2 separate regions of the Mus musculus genome follow, and region 1 is linked to region 2. The links are chromatin loops, found by intact Hi-C in ENCODE. Cell type or tissue: left cerebral cortex. All regions are shown on one strand. Links, peaks and the distances in the headings refer to the core of each region. The heading gives the core; the rest is flanking DNA.

Region 1 (8,103 bases), core at 1,671-5,670, 150 kb before region 2:
TGTCTCCGAGTTGCTTCAGACACCTGCTGGCAGGATAAATTGGGGGAAAGAAGTGGCTGACCCAGATCTGATAAACCCAAGGCAGGAAGAAAAGCTCAGGGTGGAGGTGGGGGGGGTGGGGGGGGTGGGGGGTGTTCCACTAGTTCCCATTTGCTGAAACCGAGGAAAAACCTGAAGACAGGCAAAATGTTAAACCTCCCAATGATTTCATATCACTAGCAGGCTTTGGCATCTGTAGTTTTAGAGCTGAGGAGTTTCAGAATTGAAGTTATCTTTTGTTTTGTCAAAGGCCTAGTGTGTCAGTATATGGATTCTAGTGGTGTGTATGCGTGCTTTGTAGTTTTTTCCACCTTATGTGACATCCAGGGGCGGGGCATGGTCTATGTATAGCTTGGTGCTATAAACACACATGATGGGGTTGCAGGTACTCTGGTAGCTTTCCTGGTAGAGTAAGGCTTTCCTCCTTTGCCCTTCTCCCCAAAGATTGCTCCTTTTCGGCTAAAACAAAACAAAACAAAAACAAAAACAAAAACAAAACAAAACAAAACAAAACAAAACAAAAAACCAGAAGACAGAGAAAACAGTGGCAGAGAACTCACCCTGTCTGTTTGCACTGTCACTGTCAGTAGGCTTCATATGGAGAGGCCCAGGTGGTTAAGCAAGCACTATGTCCCCAAAGCATCAGTGAACATCTACTCAGATGAGACCAAAGTGTCAGTCCATCTCTACTATGTCCTAAGTTGCCTCAGGTAAGTTGCTGAGCATCTCTGCTTCATGGCTCTGTCCCCTGAAAACCCCAGAAGGTATGAATCCATACCTGCTTGTGATTCTACGTTGCTGTGATGTAACGCAATATGTAGAAAATGATAGGGCTGGCAGCCGGCTAAAAGTGGCCACCCCATATGTTTTGAAAGCCAGTTGCATGGGAACTGCAGGGTTAGTATCACTCAAGGTAGGAGATGAAAGGGGATGGGATTCAGGCTACGCTTAGACAAAGTCAGCATCCAGGATACAAGGGAAGCAATTCACCTGCTGGTTTTCGAGGCTGACAGATGCCTACTATCAAAGCCAGAGACTATATGGAGGAGTCAGTGCCACTGGTCCTCAGGGGTTCAGGAAGGAGGAGCAATGATACAAGATGCTGTTCTCACAGGCCATTGAGGGCAGACAAGGAGTGATGATAAACCTCAGTTCAGGAAAGAGATGTAGTCTTCCAGGTAGTTGAGGTCAGCAAAACTACTTCCCTCCAGCCCCTGTGCTCCAAGACCACCAAAATCCAACCTGATACCCCAATAAGAGGCACTGCAGCTTATTGGCACATCCCTGAGATTCTCTATCTCTTCCTATCCTCAGACTATCTAGTTTGTACCACACATTTCCAAGCAGTGGAGACTTACGAGACCACAGATAGCCTCCTTTTGTAGAATAGGCAACCTTACTACATCACATGACCTCACCAGTGCCCACCACAGGGCATCAGTGCCATGGCTACAGACCAGCATTTGAGGACAGTTGGACATCATTTCCCTAAAGGGTTTGGAACACAGAGCCAATGGACACCACTCTCCAAAAACCATGAAGAATATTAATTAAATGAAGGTTTATTTCAAAATTAGTCTTAAGAGTATAAGCTGGGTTGAGGGCTGGAGCCAGACTACATAATGAGTGGTGAGGGCACCTGCCTTCCCCAACACAGGTGGAGAGGGAGCAGAATCTCTGGCCCTGCGCCCGATCATGCATCCAATGATTACTAGCACTAGAAGCCAACAGCAAAGGATCCCGCGCGCAGTTGCTCTTGTTTAATCCAGGTTAAGCTATACACGTTTAAATACACGCCGGAGGTTACGTGGTGTCATGCAATCCCAGCGATGGAATGACTTTCTTGCTCAGTGACCTCCTGTAGTGAGGCTGCTCCAAAGATGAGGTTAGGTTGGACAAAGCACTGAAACGAGAAGAGGCGAGAGGTCATGCAGGGATCACACTGAGCAGAGAGCTACCCTGAGGACCAGGCAATGACTGCAGCCCTGAGTCATCCCTCTGAGGACAGAAGAGAATGACAGGTGTCCGTTACAATATCAAGCACTGTAGTCTCCACCGCCCATGGATCTAACTCTGTGGCTTTAAGAAAATGCCTTTCCTTTCCATTCTTGTTCTTCACCCACATACTAGGATATACCTAAGCTGCTCGTAGGTTGCTGAGAGACTTGTAAAATATGCTTCGTAAATATTAACTACTTTTATAAATTCACTGACATTTCAGCAGGTCACATGTCTGCTCACCAATGTCACATAACTCATCTCTACAAACTTCTTTGAAAAACTTCTTTTCTTGCAAAGTCTTTCAGAGTCACAAGTTCTTTCTAATTTTTAACCTAAATTCTTCCTATTGAAATTTAACATTAATCCCCCTGATCCCCATAGAAAGAGTACAGTTTGGGATTTCATAACCAGGTTCCATAAACCTCCTGCAACTCTTCTAAGTTTTGTATGAATGTGGAGCAAGAATTCATAAGATGTTGGGTCTAGACAGTGTGCTGTCATCAATGGCCAGTTACAGACTAAAAGAAGACACATGCAGACAGTGTAGTGTTCTTCACAGGGTCCTACAAATACTCATTATGTCTGTTTGGCAAAAGACCCAAGCTTGGATCTGATCAAGCCTCTTGTTCCATTAGTTACAATAAATAAAGGAGACAGAGAGTAGACTAAATTATACCTTGGGCTGAAATTAGGAAGACTCTAGGACAAAGATATTCTATAGCTTAACAAACGAATTTAAAAGAAGGAAGACAGGGGAAAGGGAAGGCTATAGTTGTTGTTGTTGTTGTTGCTGCTGCTGCTGTTGCTGTTGTTGTTGTTAATGTACATTATAGGCTGGGCATCGTGCTGATCCCAGCACTTGGAAGGTGAAGGCAGGAAGACCAGAATGTCAAGGTCTTCCTCAGCTACAGAGAGAGTTTGAGGCCATCTTGGTCTGCATGGGATCCTGGAGGAGAGGTGGAGAGGTAAAGAGAGGAAGAGTAGAGAGTGGGGGTGGGAGTGACTGAGACATAAAGACAGACAGACAGACAGACAGACAGACAGACTTAGGAGATAGATAATCAAATTTTATGGACCTTCATCAGGTCCTAATGTAAACAAATAAACTCAAATCATTGTATGGGAGAAAGTAAGGTGAGCCGTACAGTGATTAGGTCACCAATGCCACTCAGTATGCTTAATTTTGTAGTTGTAGCCTTTTCTCTCCCCCCTTTGTTGTTCTGGAAATGGACCCCAGGGTCTCAGCCCCAGCTCTTTAGTTGTGACAATGGCATTGGGGCTATGTGCCCAGTTCTTAGGAATATACACTGAAATATTTATGGATGAAATATACTAACAGAAATTTGCTTCAAAACAATATTCCTGGTTAAGACTTTATAAGACTGGTGTGGGCTGGAGACATGGCTCAAGAGTTAAGAACACAGGCTACTCTTCTGAAGACCTAGGTCTGTAATTCCTGTCTCAAGGGAACTGACTCCCCCTTCTGGCCTCTTTGGGCACACACAAGGTGAACAAACATTCAGGGACTATATACATAAAAACTGTTTAAAAAGGATTGGCTGTGAGTTAATGAAGCTGGGAGATAAGAACCATCTTTCTGTTGCCTGCACTGAAAAATTCCATGGTCAATGTTCAAAAAGAAGCACAGAACAGTAATTGTCACTCAATGGAAGACTGCTTGCCTGGCATGAATGAGCCCTGGGTGTCTACTAGTACTCTCTTTCATAAAAAGTTATGAAGAGACGAACTTAATCATGACATCATTTTCCTTTCAAGTACCGAAAGTCTTAACTTATTTTCAGGCTTTGTTTTTCCCAACCAAAAATGACATGATGCAAGAGCTATCATATTTCTCCACAGTAAGTCCTTTGTTGGCATCTTGTTCCTCATGAGGACTCACAGTGGTGACCTGAAGTAACAGAATCTCTTCAGACCTGCTAGTAACACCCATGACCTCAAAGCCCTCATGACGATCATGTGGTGTATGTGACTACTGCCTGGTCGGCCTGGTGTGGGAGCTCCAAGAGAGTTTCAGCATGAGCTCCACAGCCTGAGCAGGAACTCAGAGGACCCTTCTGTTCTGGGAGGAGGGCAGCTGCTCTCACCTTTTAAAATGTAGTCCGTTAGCAAAGTAGGCACCTTCTCGTTATCCTCCTTCATGGCGAAGAGAACTAGAGAAGGAGAGAGAGGGAGATATGGGCCAAGACACTATAAGGGTATGAAGTTTAATTTTAAGGCTAGACAGTTTCCACCCTACGCAAGAGAGAAATGATTTGAGGAAACCTGGCATTCATACATCACTCTACAAGTTTCTATCAAAATTCAGAATCTTACGTTGAGAAAGAATACACCCAGGGAGCCACAGGGTTGTCTCTGCAATGTGGATCTACCACTGACTTCTTTAAATGTTCCCCTGTTCGATCATCTACACTTTCTATACATCTACCAAGCACGTATTTTTAACAAAAATAAATACTTGCCAAAACAATATCTAAATGTTAATAGTAATTGCTGAATCACTAATAAAACTGTGCTATTTGTTTTGTTTTGTTTTTTTGAGACGGGATCTCACTTTGTAGCCCTGGCTGGCCTGGAACTCACCAGGTAGACCAGGATGGTCTCAAACTCAGAGACCCACCTGCCTCAGCCTCTGGAGTGCTAGCACGAAGGGCATACCTCACCATGCCCAGCTATGAAACTGTCCTTAAGGATATTCTACTCACATAAAAGATGTTATTGCAATAATTCTCACCTCCAGTTTATTGGCCACAGATGAAGTTTATCTAATGAACCTTTATTCTATGTTATGTCCTGTGGGGAGGAAATGAAGTCCTGGGTGAATGAGTATTGTTGAAAGAGTATAGTCAGCCAGTTCAATGGCCCTGAAGCCTCAGACCCAGGGAAATGGCAAAGCCTTCTCCAGATGAGGCTCAGGAGAAGGGAGGACAGCAAAGCCTTTCTCAAGACTGAGTATGATTGTTATAAATGGTTGACCCTTAGCTAAAACCAATGTATACAGGGACTGTTAGCCATATCTTCCTCCCTCCACTGACTGCAACCTGAAACTACTCTCCTACAGAGATCAGCTAACCTCATCCATCCATGTTCAGCTATCTACAATAAACTGACCCCCTCAACTAAGATGTATAAAATTAATGTATGGAGTTTCCAGGCTTCTGCTGTTATATCTCCATTTTAGCACATGGCCTACCCAATCCCAGCTTTTCTGTCTGTGTGTCTGTCCTTTCTGCTTTCCTCATTACCCGAGTCAGGTCAACCCCCCAAACCATGCAGGTCACAGCAATGCCCATTACAGGGTTAGACTATGCCGACCTAAAGGACTGTGGACTCTCAGGGAGTCTACACAGCTCTTGCTGAAATATTTCCTTGATGTATACAAAAAATAGACAGTAGGAAAACTTTTAAAGTCTAAGGAGTTTTAAGAATTATTTTTATAACAGTTTAAAATTTGTATGTTCGAGGGTGAGACTGTAACTCAATGATAGGACACTGGTTTAGTAAGGTCCATGCTCTGTTCCCAAACAAATAAATGCTTTTGTGTTAACAAAATAACATGTTCTAATGTTACAACTTACATTACTGAAGTCAACTTTGGGGAAAATTCCATAAGAAAGTATCTGAGCCTCATTTTTAGCATCAACAAAAGTATCTGACAACACACTCTTTCACCATCAAGCTTCTGTAAATGGATTACAGCGTACCAGTCAGTGTAGTCTTACACCACCTTATTAAAGTGGGAGACTTACATGTCTAAAGCAGTCTTATCAATAGAGAAGGCTGAAGAACATATATTAGCTTCATAACAAATATATCCTAACACAGAAAAATCTAGAACAGTACATGAAACCATTAAGCAGTTCCAAGTGTGAGATCACGGAGTATGTTTCTTCTGGGACATGTTTCTATATGGTCTAATTCTCCTTAATGTACATATTTCATGTTTATAAGCAGAGTGAACAGTGAAGATCAGCAGACCCTGAGTCAGGGACAACTGTGACAAGGGTGGGACCCCAGGTCCATTGCCATGTTGTCCTGGTTTTAAGACTGGGTAATGAAACTTGGACAGAGTCAGGACCAGGTGTAGAAAAGAACCTAACATGATTCTAACATATTAGAATCACCTAACATAAATCACCAGCCGAGGCCAAAGGAGAAAGAAAAAAAAAAAAAAAAAGAAAAGAAAAGAGAAAACAAACCCTATACTCTACCAGGGTTTTTGTTTTCTTTCTGTGTTTGGATATACAGTCATTTCAACTGAATTAGATGCTGAGAATCCTGGTTTCTTCTGTTTGCTTGATGCTGTATCTAAAAAATTTTAATTACACTTACTGTGGTGGGTGGGTGTGTATAACAAGGCATGCATGTAGACGTCAGAGGACAACTTGCTGGAGAAGCCAGTTTTCTTCTTCTACCATATGGTCTCAGATATGAAACACAGGTCAAACCCTGGCTTGGTGGCAAATGCCTTTACCCGCTGTCTCTGTGGGTATTTTTAGATGCAAATTCATGTGTACTTAGTTGGTTGAGTATTTTGCAACTGAGCCTGAGCAGATCAAATGCCATTCCAAGAAGACTGTGTTAAAAATGTAATAACTCTACTTAGACAATATGTGTCTAAGTTGACCTATAAATTGAAGCATTTGTATGGATGGTCCGATCACATTAGCTAGACTTTGGCCTGAGTCCTTGATTCAAGGAGCAGAGAAAAGAGAACAGCTATTATTCATGAATCACACAAGAATCTGCAAAAAATCAGGAAAATAAAAATATATGCTCTAAAAGTAATATAAAATGTCAACTCATTAGAAGACACAGAGTGTTAACAAAATGTTGACTGGTAAAATTAAACTCTCAATGGAGGGCTGGAGAGATTACACAGTGATTAAGAGCACTTGCTGTTCTGGGAGCTCACACCACCTGTAACTGCAGCTTCAAGGGATATGATGGCCTCTTCTGGTACCTGCACACATATTAAATAAAAATAAATCTTTAAAACTAGGTTACAAAATTTTATAACCTTGGGCTGGAAAGATGTTTCAATCGTTCCAAGCAGTGACTGCTTTTCCAAAAGACTCGAGTTCAATTCCTAGCACCCACGTGTTGGCTCATAAACATTTGCAACTTCACTTTCAAGAGGTGTGTGTGTGTGTGCGCGCGCACACACATGTACAGTGTTCATTTGGGCCATCAGTCCCATGTGGAGGTCAGAGTGCAATCTACAGTTGGTTCTGTCCTTCTACCTTTATGTGGGTTCTAGGGATTGAACTCAGGTCTCTAGGTTTGAGCAGCAATGCTTTAACCATGGAGCTGACTCACTGGCCCTGTAATTTTTTAATGAATTGAAGAATATAAAACTATTTTACAATGAGAAGAATCTCACTAACTTTCTAGATATGGATTGATGACAAGTGAACAATAGTTCTTCCTCTTTTCAAGAGCGTGAGTAAGTCCTTTGCATACACCAACCTTTAAATTTTGTTCACACTATCTTTCGAATATTTACCACTGTGAAAACCCAAGCACCTGTAGATGCTGTCTGTGTGTGTGTGTAGTGTAATAGTGAACAGTGATTGCAGAGCTTTGTGAGTGCTTTGCAATACTCTACCACTGAGCTGTATGTACCATGGGAGCTCTTGTAGAAGACCCAGGTTGGGTTCCCAGCACCCACATGGTAACTTACAGCTTGTGTAACTCAGATTCCATGGGTTGTTCTTCTGACCTCTGCATTGTACACATGTGGCATATTCACATGCAAGCAAAAACACTCATACACATAAAATGATAATACATATTTTAAATTAATTAAAAAATAAAATCTATGGCTGGGCATATCAGTCTGCACCTAAAATTCCAACACTCAGGAGGCTGTTTATATATTGAGAACCTAGAATAAGGAGGAGAAGGAGGGGGAGGAGGAGGAGGAGGAGGAGGAAGAAGAGGAGGAGAAGAAGAAAAGGAGGAGGTGGAAAAGGAAGAAGAAGAGGAGGAAGGGAGGGAAGAAAGGAAGGAAAGAAAGATAAAGAGAGAAATAAAGTAAAAAGG
Region 2 (8,103 bases), core at 2,446-6,445:
TAAGACTGGACCAGTAATAGCATACAATTTCATCAATTAACAATTTCTAATAAAAGTTTTATATTTTTAGGAAGTGTTTTGCTAGCACACTATCCTGTCTTTACAGTTGAATGATAGCATTCCTTATTAGGAAAATACGATGGAAATTTCTTTAGAAATAGTGATATTTTCAGTGAGTTCCTGAGAACCGGCAGCCTTTCTCATGCAGCAGTGCATTCATTTTTTTCTCTAGATATCAACAAGTTTCTTTGGATGGTCCGGATTGGAGGAAGCACAGAGACAGGAAGACACATTAAGGAGAATGACTACTATACTCCTACTGGGGAATTCCGTGTTGATCGTGAGGGTTCTCCGGTGCTGCTCAACTGCCTTATGTACAAAATGTGTTACTACCGCTTTGGGCAGGTCTACACAGAAGCCAGTGAGTGTGATTCATAATGCTAACAGCAATAGTAATAGCTGACACATACTGTGTTTTCCATGCTCTGTGCTTAGTATTTTAACTCATTTAGTCCTCACAGCAACCCAGAAGATAATTTAAACTAATGTTAATGTCATTTTTATATTTGAAGAAGTTGAGCCCACAGGTTACTGAACTCTTGCTAATAATTATGTGATAATTAGGATTCAAACTCAGTCTGCCTTTAAGTTCTGTGCTTTAAAACATTATCTTTTATTTTGTGTATATCAACAAAGAATATCTCAGTGTGAGAAAGAATAAAAGAAAAGAGTGCTTTTTCACTATTTAGATAAGTACATTGAGAAGGATTTGGTCAGGTTAAATCCTGTCTTTCAGATTTTTTTCTTTTTTCTTTTTTTTTTTTTCTTTTTGGTTTTTTTCGAGACAGGGTTTCTCTGTATAGCCCTGGCTGGATGTCCTGGGACTCACTTTGTAGACCAGGCCTCGAACTCAGAAATCCACCTGCCTCTGCCTCCCAAGGGCTGGGATTAAAGGCATGCACCACCACCGCCCAGCTAGTTTTGTTTCTTCATCAGGGAAAACTTTTGCAGTATATACAAGTCGTGGACTTGTGGTCCATGGAAGGGTTACTAGTGCTAGATCTTTGGATAACAGTCCTCAGGAGTAGAGTGCCTTAAAAGTCATCTTGTAGATTTAGAAGACAGACGCTACATGGACCCTGCCAAGCATCACATTGGACAGGACTCAAGTAGGGTAGCTCTTGATTTGCCCTTTCTATCTGATGCTCTTCCTTACAGACTCTAGTCAAAGTGCAGGCTGGGAAATAGTGCAGTCAAAGTGCAGTCAGTGCAGTAGATGATATGCAGCTCCATCTCTTTAGGAATCAACTTGTATAATAGATGTTTTCTCTCGTTGCTTTTAGAGCGTCCACCAGGCTTTGACCGTGTTCGAAATGCTGAGATTGGTAATAAAGACTTTGAGCTTGATGTCCTGGAGGAAGCGTATACCACAGAACACTGGCTAGTCAGGATATACAAGGTGAGGAGATGCTGCAGGTCTCAGAAGTTGCTCTTGTACTTATAGATTTGTTTGTTCTAGTAATCAGTTTCCCAAATAGGGACATTTTTAATAAATGGCACCTGGTTTCAAAGTAGCTTGTAAGTCACTTGAAGTGTTAGTTATTTATTTGAGTGTGTGTGTGTTTTCAACTTTGTGGAGTTGATTCTCTTTAGTTTTGTATCGGTTCATCAGACCTGTATGGCACTTTATCTGCTAAACCATCTGACCAGACCAAAATACTACTAATTATATTTTTTGATTATTCTTAGAGAGGAGACATCCCAGTTGGTGATTGTTATGGCAACATTTCTTTTTCTTTAAAAAAACATTTTTTACTACATTTTTATATGGGTGGGGGAGAGGCATCTTTATATGGGGAGGTGGGTACGCCATGTATTGAGGTCAGAGTACAGCTTGTACCGATCAATTCTTTCATTGTGATGGATCCTGGAGATCAAAATCAACTGCCCTTACTCACTGAACTGTCTTGCCAGACTAGCTTAGTCCTTTTCTTTTTAGTTTTAGGGATAAAGTTTCAGGCTGACATCCAGTTTGGCATTAAAATTACTGTGTAGCCCAGGTTGACTTTCTTTATAGCCTTAGGTATGGTAGCATTACAGATGTGGCCACTGTACTTGTTGTAGCAATACTGTTCCAGGTAGGGATTGGAATAGCTTGGGGATTAGGGGAAATGCATGTGTTTCTGTTTTTAAATTACTTTTTTAAAAAAACAGCATTAAAAAAAATTATTTATTTTATGTATATGAGTACACTGTAGCTATCTTCAGACACACCAGAAGAAGGCATCAGATCCCATTACAGATGGTTGTGAGCCACCATGTGGTTGCTAGGAATTGGAACTCAGGACCTCTGGAAGGGCAGTCAGTGCTCTTAAGCCCCAAACTATGAGTCATCTCTTCAGCCCCAAACTATGTTTTCTTTTTGCTGAATTTATGATACATAATTATATGATGTCATGTAAGAGTGTGTTACATCTCTTATATGAGAAATGATTGAACCACATATCTAGAGAAGCAGAGGCAGGGGAATTGAGTATGAGGTCAGCCTAGGCTACATAGTAAAGCCCTATCTCAAATAATAGGAAAAAAAAAAAAAACCGAATGATTGAAGTCTTTTGGTCAATGTCAAAGTTAGTCTATACTGGTTCTTAGAGGTACTCTAAAAGGCTAGATTGACAGTAGGTAGGCTTTATCTCATGCTAATTTATTCACATGCCAAACATGTGTAATCCTTTCTGCTTACAGTGGAACTTGTAGATCTTTCCAAGTTGACCTTTCGGTAAATACTGAAGTTATGTCTTTATGTTGCAGGTAAAGGACCTGGATAATCGAGGCTTGTCAAGGACATAAACGTCACATTGTGCCCTGAGCATTATGCTTCGCACTGAGCGCGTCATGTTGAGGACGCTGAAGATGTTTTTTATATGCAGTTTATAAGAACAGCCGGATGGGGTTAGAATTGTCTGCAAGTTTTGCCCTGGACAATATGGGCTGGGCCAAGTGAAATGATTTTTATAATTCTGAGCAGGTTACCAAATGAAATGTTATGGCTTTACTTTGGTCAATTAAAAGGGGGGGGGGATTTTTTTTAAATGTGCCTTATTTGTTTTGACTTAAATTGGCTGATACGAGGATCACAGAAGTGAGCGGATGGAAGACCATATCCATGCTCTAGGTCCCCAAATGAACCAGATAGGAGCATTTTTTTCTCCTATCAGCAATCTCAAGGACTAGCTCTGGTTCAACAAATGTAAACAACAACTTTGTCACACTTTTTTGTTTTTTAGCACCCAGGTACAATGCTTTCCTTATAATGGGTGCTTAATAAATTTTTATCAAATGAATAAATGTTTCTGGGACCAGAGGAGTGCTGTTTCTGGGCAAGAAAGACAGCTTTCTTGCTGTTATGTCTATGTTCTCGATGTCTATTTCTTTAGAAGCTCTTTGGCTTTATAAGGACAGAAAGTTGCTGAGTATTCCTGATCTCACCAGTATCCTTTCAAACTAATGGCAGTTATTCTTTTTCTAAGTAGAAATGTGAAGCAAAAGTGACTAATCCAGTAGTTCTTAAGATCAGTGAAACATCAATCCTAGAGGAAGACACTCCTCCAACATCAGGTTGATGATCAGTAGATGTTTCTGGAATCAGATGTCATTATGTGGACCTACATGAAGTTTAGGCATTCAATACTTCACTAAACCTAAAACATAGTAAATGGCTCTTTGCTCATTTTCTCTAGACTGCACTAAATCTCTTAGGGTTATCCACCGTGAGCTTCTGTTTTTCTTAATGTCAGTCTGCTGTGTTCATATACCACTTTGAGGCTTGATTACTTGGTTTTGAATCCCTTGCTAAATATATACATAGGAAGTGGGAAGTATTGCTACTAGCAGGTACTTTGATATCATTGCCAGTCTGACTGCAAGAAAAGAGACTTCAAAAACTACAAAGCACAGAGATCCCATAGATATTTTGTGTCAGGATAAATAGCTTTCTGTTCTGTATAATAGGATATTTCATGTAATTTACAACATAGGGCATAATCACTGATGTATATAAACCATCTTAAATTAATTATAGTGTTTCTATTTAAGAAAACAGGAGGAATTATATGACTTTTAGATAGTCACAGTGGTACTCAATGCATATGTGCTTAGGTGTACTTGTATACCTAAGGGCTTTTCCTTCAAACCGGTGTATGTACTGTGTATTTTAACTGTGGGTGAAATTTTAGATTTAACAGATGATTTGATATCCTATATGTAAATACATTATTTGATTTATATACAGAACTACTGCCTAGTGGGAAAGGTTAACCTGAGACTTATCAATATGATTAACATTACAGGTTATTAGTAAGCTTTCTCTATAGTATAAATGGGATACCCCCTTTTCATATCATTTTGACTCCTGGGATCTTGATATTTTCTAGTCTACAAAGATTTTTAAGTTGATTTCATTTTCAGTTGTAGTCTTCTTAGTGTAAAAAAAAAATAAATCCACCTCAAAAGCAACAATAAAATTTCACACACATGCCCACCCACACACCCAGCCAGCACTCGCCAGAGACTCTTGCTTCCAGGTCTGGTGAACCTCGCACTGTGCCTCCTGCCTGATCATTAGTAACTTGCTTTGTTATGTTTTGGTGTTTTAGTTTGAGGTAACATTGATTTCTTTTTTCTTTCTTTCTTTTTTTTTTTTTTTTTTTTAACCAGTGGCTTTCAACATTGTGCGTCATGTTCTCTTTGGCAAACCATTATCTCCCAAAGTATTTACATTGCAATTCATAACAGCAAAATCTTAGCTATGAGGTCACAGTGAAAATACTTTTATGGCTGGGATGTCACCACAAGATGATGAGCTGTATTAAAGAGTAGCAGCCTTAGGAAGGTTGAGAACCACTGCCCTATGTTTTGTGACACCATTTTTACTATCATCTGTTACTGTTCTAATTACTTTTTTTTTTTTTTTAAAGACTGTTCCATGTAGCTCAGGCCAGCTTTGAACTCAAGATACAGATGATGCTAGCTTTGAACTCTTGATCTTCCTGCCTCTACCTCCCAGTTGTGGGCTACTACAGCTAGTTAGGTACTATTTTTCCTATATATTTTAAAGGAAATACTTTAATTTTTTGGTACTTGTTATCTTTCCTGCTTCCTTACCACCCCAGCTAGTTCTCCCTCATTTGTGCCCATTTTCTCATACTGTGATCAAACCTATTCGTTAAACAACTTTGGGTGTTTTGAGACAGTATCTTTTATAGCTAGGGCTGGCTTTGAATTCCTGATTCTCCTCTCTCTATTTGCCAAATGCTGGTATTAAGATGTATGCCACCATACTTAGTTACATTGGGTTTTTCAGAATGTCTTTGATTTTTCAGCTTGAAATAACTCTTCAGGTTTGTTGAATTATATTATTTTACTGTTGTATTTGTTGATCTTTGCCATTTTCATTGATTTGCCATGTCTTAGTATCTTCTTATATGTAGGGGAAATACATTTCTGGAGCTCTTCTCTATCATACTCAATGCATAGCTGGGTATAGCATTCCAGACTGGCGCTCTTTACATTATAAAGGCACTGGCCCACTGTTCTAATGTTGAGAAATGGCAGTTATTTTGATGAGTATTTGTCTATTCTTTGCCCCAGATCTTTTTTGCATCTTTTTTGTGGGTGTTCACTGTCCTGGGTACTCTGGATTTTCATGTGTGCATAGTCAAATTTTTCTGTTTTTTTTTTTTTTTTTTTCAAACAGTTATATATGGATTCCTCCAATTCTCTGATAAGGCTAATTAAAACGTTCATATTTTAGGCAACATGGTATGACACTTGAAATATTTAAATTTTTGTGTTTGGGTGTTTTACCACATATATGTGTATCATGTGCATTCCTAGTACCCATAGAATCCAGAGGAAGACATCAGATTCCTGGCACTGGAGTTATCGACAGTTGTGAGTTGCCATGCAAGTGCTCGGAATTGAACCCTTTGTAAGAACAGCCATTGGTTTTAACTGTTGAATTAACTCCCCAGTCCATGATGAAGTTATTTGAGTGTGGGGCTTTCTGAGTCAGTTTTCTAATAGTTTCTTAGTTGCTCTTCTTTATTCTACCTTTTTGGAGATTTCCTCAGCTGTATTTGTGGTCTTGCTCTGTTTTCCCCTCCCTCCCTCCCTCCCTCTCTTTTTCCTCCCTTCCTCTTCCCTCCCTCTCCCCTTTTGTATGTTGTGCGTAGGTTTAAGCCCAGGGCCCTGTGCATGCTAGGTAAGCACTCTTAACAGTGAGCAACATCTCTTAATTTCAACCATATTTAAAAAAAATAACTTTTTTCTTTTCTGCTTTCATATTTCTAAAGTCTTAAGCACTCTTGTTTAGAGATCTCTTTTGTCCCATTGTTTTGCTGCCTTTCCAATTAAAGACTTTTCCAAATTCTTGGCTGACTGCTTTTTTCAGACTGGGTGGTCTAAAGTGTTATGGAGAATGTGTGCATATGCTTTTTAATGTACTATGATCAGGCTGGGCTGGCACACTGAGAAGTTGTTGATATTGGTGTTAGATTTCCTTTTTCTTCCATAATATGTGTTAACTTTCCTTCTTTCTTTTGTACATAAGATTCAGGATTTCTGTCCTTTTATTCAAGGATATTGGCCAGGCTGTTGCCTTTCTAGGTTAAAGTAGAAAAGGAAAGCATATTGGTTCAACTCTCAGTACATACACTTAAATTTAAATGCTATTTTCAGGATAGCCACACCTTTTACTATGTCTACTTTATAGTTTAGCAATCATTTACTATCTCAAACCTTACTAGTAGCTTTGGGGAAGAGCTCTTCCTTGGTTATAGAGCTCTTCCTTGGTTATACAACAGGAAGTGTTTAGAGATCTCTGCTTCATAGGTAGTCGTGTGACTGCCCCATTTTGACCTTCATATTCAGAGTTGCCTGGTGTCCTCATTTCAATTCTGGGCTTCCCACGATGCATGTCAAGTCACTTTCCTGTACTGTCATTGGTGTCTTTGGGATTAATCATTATTTTGTGTTTGTTACCTTTTATTTTCAGTAGGCTTTCAGTTTTCCCAAAATTTCTCATACTCAGAAAGGAATAGAGGGTATTGTTTATGTGGCCCCTCCCTCCTTTAAAGTCAGTCTCATGTAGCCTAGGTTAGATTCAAATTTAGGGTGGCTTTGAATTCCTGATCTTTCTCCATCTCCCTCCGAAGTGCTGTGATTACAGGCAAGTGTTATGCCTCGTTTCACTACTATTCCTTCCTAACTAATTTTAGGGAGTTTTATCATGAGTCCTCCTACTCCCCACCTCTCTTCACTTTCAGTTACTCCTCTGTGTCTGAACAGTTTTCTTTTAATCGATTCAGACACATTAGGTGTTTTGAGACAGTATTTAATTTATTCCAGGTTATCTTTGAGCTTTCTATATAACCAATGTGAACCTGAACTGGTCTTCCTACATTCACCTCCCTGTTGTTGGTATAGGTGTACACACAAACACATAAACACACACACACACACACACACACACACACACACATATACACACTCTTCTCCAAGTCAGAACTCTGATACTGTGTCTTTTCCAGGAAATAAGACATTGATTCCATTTAAGACTAGAGGAACCTAGATTCCATTTAAGAGCACTTGGGAGGCAGAGGCAGGTGAATTTCTGAGTTCGAGGCCAGCCGGTCTACAGAGTGAGTTCCAGGACAGCCAGGGCTACACAGAGAAACCCTGTCTCAAAAAACCAAAAAAAAAAAAAAAAAAAAAAGACTAAATCAACCTCTTGTAGATTTCAGAATATACACAGGAAATCACAAAGAAATGGAAATAATCTAATAGCTTGTTTTTAATTACACGAACCCTAAACTGATAACATGGTTTAAGTTTAAACATTTCCAGGTTAGATTTCATGGAGTTGGAGATGTAGCTCAGAGGCAATGCACTTGACTAGCCAGCACATGGTTTCATTGTTTCCTTATTTTTTGTATCCAAGTCCCTTTTCTTAGAATTGACATTTCTCTATTATGAGACTTTTGTATGCTTGGCAGGCATTCTACCATTATGCCATAAGTCTAGCCTAGTTAAGGAATATTGATT

Evidence for each region. Peaks named below come from ENCODE experiments on the same cell type or tissue, not always from the same donor. Only the 100,000 strongest peaks of a DNase experiment are listed, where the experiment ranks them.
Region 1: it touches region 2 in a loop (3-fold over the local background); 1 of 42 quality-filtered maps calls a loop at or near these places.

The regions. Positions count from the first base shown.
Region 1 is chr9:36,872,405-36,880,507 of GRCm38, reverse strand. It overlaps Fez1 (fasciculation and elongation protein zeta 1 (zygin I)), which reads right to left. Exons shown (of 10, transcript NM_183171.5): 9 at 4,146-4,211; 10 at 1,584-1,942. The coding sequence ends at 1,926. Among named protein-coding and RNA genes, the nearest start is that of Fez1, 44 kb to the right of the region's middle. In left cerebral cortex, for the core only: a CTCF peak has its summit at 3,540 (motif pointing left); a DNase peak (open chromatin) is centred at 3,525.
Region 2 is chr9:36,727,671-36,735,773 of GRCm38, reverse strand. It overlaps Stt3a (STT3, subunit of the oligosaccharyltransferase complex, homolog A (S. cerevisiae)), which reads left to right. Exons shown (of 18, transcript NM_008408.5): 16 at 233-421; 17 at 1,344-1,459; 18 at 2,812-6,430. The coding sequence ends at 2,850. Among named protein-coding and RNA genes, the nearest start is that of Chek1, 5.1 kb to the right of the region's middle. In left cerebral cortex, for the core only: no CTCF peak of the experiment used is centred there; a DNase peak (open chromatin) is centred at 4,551.